Linked DNA regions of Homo sapiens: region 1 is linked to region 2. Evidence: chromatin contacts called from ENCODE Hi-C or POLR2A ChIA-PET data. All regions are on one chromosome and are shown on one strand. The core of a region is the stretch at or near the end of the contact, and the rest is flanking DNA. Distances in the headings are between cores, read along the strand shown.

Evidence for each region. Hi-C counts contacts between places; a loop is a spot of excess contacts on that map. ChIA-PET counts read pairs that join two places held with the same protein, here RNA polymerase II (POLR2A). Pooled maps may share reads with other maps.
Region 1: a loop to region 2 is called in a map of heart left ventricle, with 2.1 times the contacts of the local background. The contact joins two enhancer-like sites. A Hi-C loop is called at or near these places in 2 of 168 maps with a recorded cell type or tissue (heart left ventricle and right cardiac atrium) and 1 of 50 pooled maps. POLR2A ChIA-PET finds 5 or more read pairs at or near these places in 4 of 52 experiments (AG04450, PC-3, activated B cell and 1 more).

What each region holds. Positions count from the first base shown.
Region 1 is chr1:21,193,566-21,196,348 of GRCh38, reverse strand. No RefSeq gene overlaps it. Among named protein-coding and RNA genes, the nearest start is that of EIF4G3, 18 kb to the right of the region's middle. Within about 2 kb of position 1,333, at least 2 of the 41 ENCODE cell types and tissues checked have a DNase peak (open chromatin) inside an H3K27ac peak, as active enhancers do.
Region 2 is chr1:21,099,252-21,102,134 of GRCh38, reverse strand. All of the region lies in intron 2 of EIF4G3 (eukaryotic translation initiation factor 4 gamma 3), which reads left to right. Among named protein-coding and RNA genes, the nearest start is that of EIF4G3, 76 kb to the left of the region's middle. Within about 2 kb of position 1,379, at least 2 of the 41 ENCODE cell types and tissues checked have a DNase peak (open chromatin) inside an H3K27ac peak, as active enhancers do.

The DNA.
Region 1 (2,783 bases), core at 84-2,583, 94 kb before region 2:
TGGCGCCATCTCAGCTCACTGCAACGTCCGCCTCCTGGATTCAAGCGATTCTCCTGCCTCAGCCTCCTGAGTAGCTGGGATTACAGGTGTCCACCACCATGCCCAGCTAATTTTTATGTGTATATATATATATTTTTTTTTCTTTTAAATTAGAGTCGGGGTTTCACCATGTTGGTCAGACTGGTCTCGAACTCCTGACCTCAGGTGATCCACCTGCCTCAGCCTCCGAGTTAGAATTACAGGCATGAGTCACCATACCCAGCCAACTCTTTTATTTATTTATTTATTTATTTTTATTTTTTTCAAGACAGAATCTTACTCTGTCACCCAGGCTGGAGTGCAGTGGCATCTCAGCTCACTGCACCCTCCACCTCCAGGGTTCAAGCAATTCTCCTACCTCAGCCTCTCCAGTAGCTGGGATTACAGGCGCCTGCCACCATGCCCAGCTAACTTTTGTACTTTTAGTAGAGACGGGGTTTCACCATATTGGCCAGGCTGGTCTCAAAGTCTTGACCTCAGGTGATCTGCCCGCCTTGGCCTCCGAAGTGCTGGGATTACAGGAGTGAGCTACTACACCCAACCTATTTATGTATTATTTTTTTGAGACAAGGTCTCGCTCTGTCACCCAGGCTGGAGAACAGTGTTGCAATCACGGCTCACTACAGCCTCAACCTTCTGGGCTCAAGCAATCCTCCTGCCTCAGCCTCCTGAGTAGCTGGGACCGCCTGGCTAATTTTTTAGTTGTTATAGAGATGAGGGTCTCACCATGTTGACCAGTCTGGTTTTGAAGTCCTGGGTTTAGGCAATCCTCCCACCTTGGCCTCCCAACGTGCTGGAATTACAGTGTGAGCCACCATGCTTGGCTGCCTCAACCTCTTGTACCATTTCCATTTTTTTTCCCAGAGCACTAAGGCAAAAACTTTGTTCTACAGAGGAAGCGTGCTGGGAAGTTCAGGCAAGCTGTTTCTTGCTAGTTTCAAGATTTACCACCAGAGGGCAGAAAAACCCAAAGAGACGCTTGGAATAGGCCCCGGGTCCACCTCCTGGAGACCGAATCCTGGGATGCAGACAGCTGAAGGGCGTACCCTCTCCTTGCCCAGTGAGATGGCTGACTCGGGCTGACAGGAGCCAGTCTTTCTGTTTTTTAGATGTTGGTTAGAAGGCAGTGAGTAAGCTGAAGGAATTCTGGACTGGGTGCCTGAAAATGTGAGTTCTAGTTCTTGCCCCTCAGTTTCCTGACTTGGGCAAGTTACTTCACATTTCTCAGCTCCTGATATCTGCAAGAATGGAGCTGATAATCCCTGCCCCACGCCCTTGGCCCTAAGTTCAGAAGGAGACTGAGTAATGTGTTCAGAATCTGGTGTTTGAGTGACCTGGGTTTAAACCCCACCCCAACTATAAACTAGTTCTATAAACTTCATCAAGTGACTTCGTTTTTTCTTTTTTTTTTTCTTTTAAAGACCATCTCACTCTGTCACCCAGGCTGGAGTACAGTGGCGTGATCTCAGCTCACTGCAACCTCTGCCTCCTGGGGTCAAGCGATCCTCCCACCGTAGCCTCCCAAGTAGTTGGGACTACAGGCACATGCTACCAAGCCCAGCTAATTTTTGTATTTTTGGTAGAGACAGGGTTTCACCATTTTGCCCAGGCTGGTCTTGAATTCCTAGGCTCAAGTGATTCTCCTCTCCTCAGCCTCCCAAAGTGCTGGGATTACAGGTATGAGCCACCACGCCCAGCCTTCAGAGCTGCAGTTTCCCTTTTTGTTAAATGGGAATTCTAACACATCTTTTGCATATTTTTAAATTGTAAATGAGATAATGTCTATGAAGTACTTAGCACAGTTGCTGGCACGTAATAATTGTTCAATATATGTTTATTATTCACATAGAAATTTAAGAAATTTAACTCACTTATTAAGTGCTTACTTAATGGATTTCTGGGACTGGAGTTCTGCTGGCAATTTCTTTTGTAGCTTTTAACAAGATTCCTTCCCTTTTCTGAGCCCCAGTTTCTCCAACAGAAAAATAAGGGGTTACCATCAATCAATGAGTGGATAAAGAAATACACACACACCACACACACACACACACACACACACACACACACACACACACACACAATAGAATACTACTCAGCCATAAAAAAGGAAAGAATTAATGGCATTCACAGCAACCTGGATAGGATTGGAGACCATTATTCTAAGTGAAGTAACTCAGGAATGGAAAACCGAACATCGTATGTTCTCACTCATAAGTGGGAATTAGGCTACGAGGATGCAAAGGCATAAGAATGACACAATGGACTTTGGGGACTCAAGGGGAAAGGATGGGAAGGGAGTGAGGGATAAAAGACCACAAATTGGGTTCAGTGTATACTTCTTGGGCGATGGGTGTACCCAAATCTCACAAGTCACCACTAAAGAACTTACTCATATAACCAAATACCACCTGTTTCCTAAAAACGTATGGAAATAAAAAATTTCTAAAAAAAAGAAAGAAAGAAAAAGGGCTGGGCTTGGTGGCTAACACCTGTAATCCCAGCACTTTGGGAGGCCGAGGTGGGTGGATCACAAGGTCAAGATATAGAGACCATCCTGGCCAACATGGTGAAACCCCGTCTCTACTAAAAATACAAAAATTAGCTGGGCATGGTGGCGCGCGCTTGTAGTCCCAGCTACTCGGGAGGCTGAGGCAGGAGAATCACTTCAACCCGAGAGGCGGAGGTTGCAGGGAGCCGAGATTGTGCCATTGCACTCCAGCCTGATGACAGACCGAGACTCCGTT
Region 2 (2,883 bases), core at 130-2,629:
TGGTGTTTGTCTTTTTTCCTCAGATAGCTTACCATATAAAACTGCAACATTCTTTAGTTGCTTTCTAGGCCTGAGAATTCACAGCATCTTAATTGGGCTTTGGTGCATGTTTCATAAATCTTCTCAAGCTTATCCCATTTTTTAATTTGTAATTTATGATTTCATTTATAAGTTTTTTGTATATAACTTATAACTTTAACAGATGGCCGAGCTCTCAAGTGTGATGAAAAGAAAGGTTTTTTTTGTTACCAGTTATACTCTGAAGGTCTGGGTGTACTTTATTGTAGTTCCCTGCCTGTGTTGCAGAATACAAATTATTTGATTCAAGAAAGTATTTATGATACGTTCTTGGACAATATAATGATGTAATAAATATAATAATAACATAAAGGTGAAATTTGTAGCTGTTTGATCAGTTTCACTCAAAGTGGTATTGATTACATTGATTTAAAGTTGGAGGAATGTCTGTTGGAATGAGTCCCTCCCTCCCACCCTCCCTTCCTTCCTTTCTTTCTTTGTTCCTTCCTTACTCCCTCCCTCCCTCGGTTTTTTTTTGTTGTTTTTTTTTTTTTCCTGAGACCCTGTTGCCCAGGCTAGAGTGTAGTGGTGCAATCTCGGCTCACTGCAACCTCTACCTCCTGGGTTCGAGTGATTCTACCACTTCAGCCTCCTGAGTAGCTTGGAATTACTGATGCCCACCACCATGTCTGGCTAACTTTTGTATTTTTTGGTAGAGACAGAGTTTTGCCACGTTGGCCAGGCTGGTCTTGAACTCCTGACCTCAAGTGATCTGCCCACCTCAGCCTCCCAAAGTGCCGAGTTTACTGGCGTGAGCCACCGTGCTCGGCCCTATTGCATATTTTATCCTGCAGTGATTTAAATTAAGATGAAATTCTTGACCAAGCACGGTGGCTCATGCCTGTAATCCCAGCACTTTGGGAGGATGTTTTTCATTGATAGTTAACCATGATTTTTCACTTTGTGAAGTTATTTTTACCGTTAAACTTTGATCTCTTTTTTATCTGAAAATACGTCGACTTATTTCTAGGTACCGTAACTAAATCTCTCCTTAGGTATATTGACAGTCTTCATCTGATTTAGTATAAGCGTGCTTTGACTTGGGTTTATTGGCTGTGGAGAAGGATCTTTTCTTGATACTAGTGAAGAGAGAAGTTTGTCAGGAGTAGTGTCAAAAAGCAGGTTGGGTGGTTTCCATCTTGTGAAGTCATTAAGCAAGATTTGAGGAGTGTGGATGATCCTATATTGCTTTTTTCCTGTCATTGAAAAAGAACGTAGTTTGCCGCCCAAGCCCAGCTGTTTTCCTGTGTGGTGCCTGTTTTACTGTTACTGTTGCATAACAATTCTCTTTGTTTGTGTAGATTCGCAGGATAAGCCATACTACTTCTTTTTTTTTGTAAGAGATGGGATCTGCCTGGAGAGCAGCCTGGCATAATCATAGTGCATTTCAGCCTTGAACTTCATGGGCTCAAGGGATCCTTCTGCCTCAGACTCCTGAGTAGTTGGGACTATAGGCACGTGAAACTGTGCTTGGCAAGCCATACTTTTTTTAAGTCTATTGAACCGGATCATGATGATGAAACATTTTGAGTTTATGACTTCTTTCTGCAATATTCTGGATCCTGGGGTGAGAGTGGTAGAACAGATAAGATGCTTGTCTCACCATGGAGTTCTAATATTATTTTTAAATTACATGCAATAATATTTACTTTTTTTGGTAACAGCATTATTGAGATATAATTCACACACCATAAAATTCAGCCAATTAAAATGTACAAATGTACAGTTAACTGTATTAAATTATACTTAATATCCAGAGTTGTGCATCCATCACCACAGTTTTAGAATGTTTGGTTTATCTCAAAAAGAAACCCAGGATCCTTTAGCAGTCACCCTCCTTCCTCCCACCTCTCCCTTCAGCTTAGGCAACCACTAATCTACTTTCTGCCTCTATGGATTTACCTATTCTGGACATTTCATATAAGCAGAATCACATGATATACAGTCTTTGGTGATTGGCTTCTTTAACTTACCATAATGTTTTCAAGGTTTATCCGTAATGTACATGTATCACCACTTTCTTTTTATTGCCAAATAAAATTCCATTGTATTGATATGCCACAATTTGTCCATCTAACAGTTGATGGACATTTATCTCCACTTTTTTGCTATTATATATAATGCTGATGTGAACATTTGTGTACAAGTTTTACATGGACATGCTTTTTATTTTTCTGTTGAATACGTGCCTAGGAGTGAAATTACTGAACCATATGGTGACTCTATTGCTTAACCTTTTGAGGAACTGACTATTCATTTATTTTGGATATATAGTTTCTAAGTTCTGAAAAATGAATGGTTTTTGTAACCTACTGTGTAGAAGACACAGAAAACTTCCATTTACCCTGTTATATTCCTTCAATGATGTCCCTTTGTGGATAAACTCTGCCCCCAACCTCTAGGCCCTGGCAAGCACTGATCTGCTTTCCATTTCTACATTTTTGTCTTAACTAGTATATTATATAAATGGACTTACAGTCTTTTTGAGTCTAGCACTCCCTCAGGGACAGGGTCTCACTCTGTTGCCCAGGCAGGAGTGCAGTGAGTCTAGCTTCTTTTACTTAAAATAATTAGCATTTGAGATTCATTCATGTCTTTGTGTTTATTAATAGTTAATTCCTTTTAAATGCCTACTAGTATTCCATTATATGGATGTACCATAGTTTGTCTATTGGCCAGTTGAAGATATTTGACTCATTTCTAGTGTTTTTGGCCATTATGAATGAAACTGCTGCAAGCATTTGTGTTCAGGGTTTTGTGTAAATTTAAGTTGTCATTTATGTTGGGTAATACCTATGAGTGGGA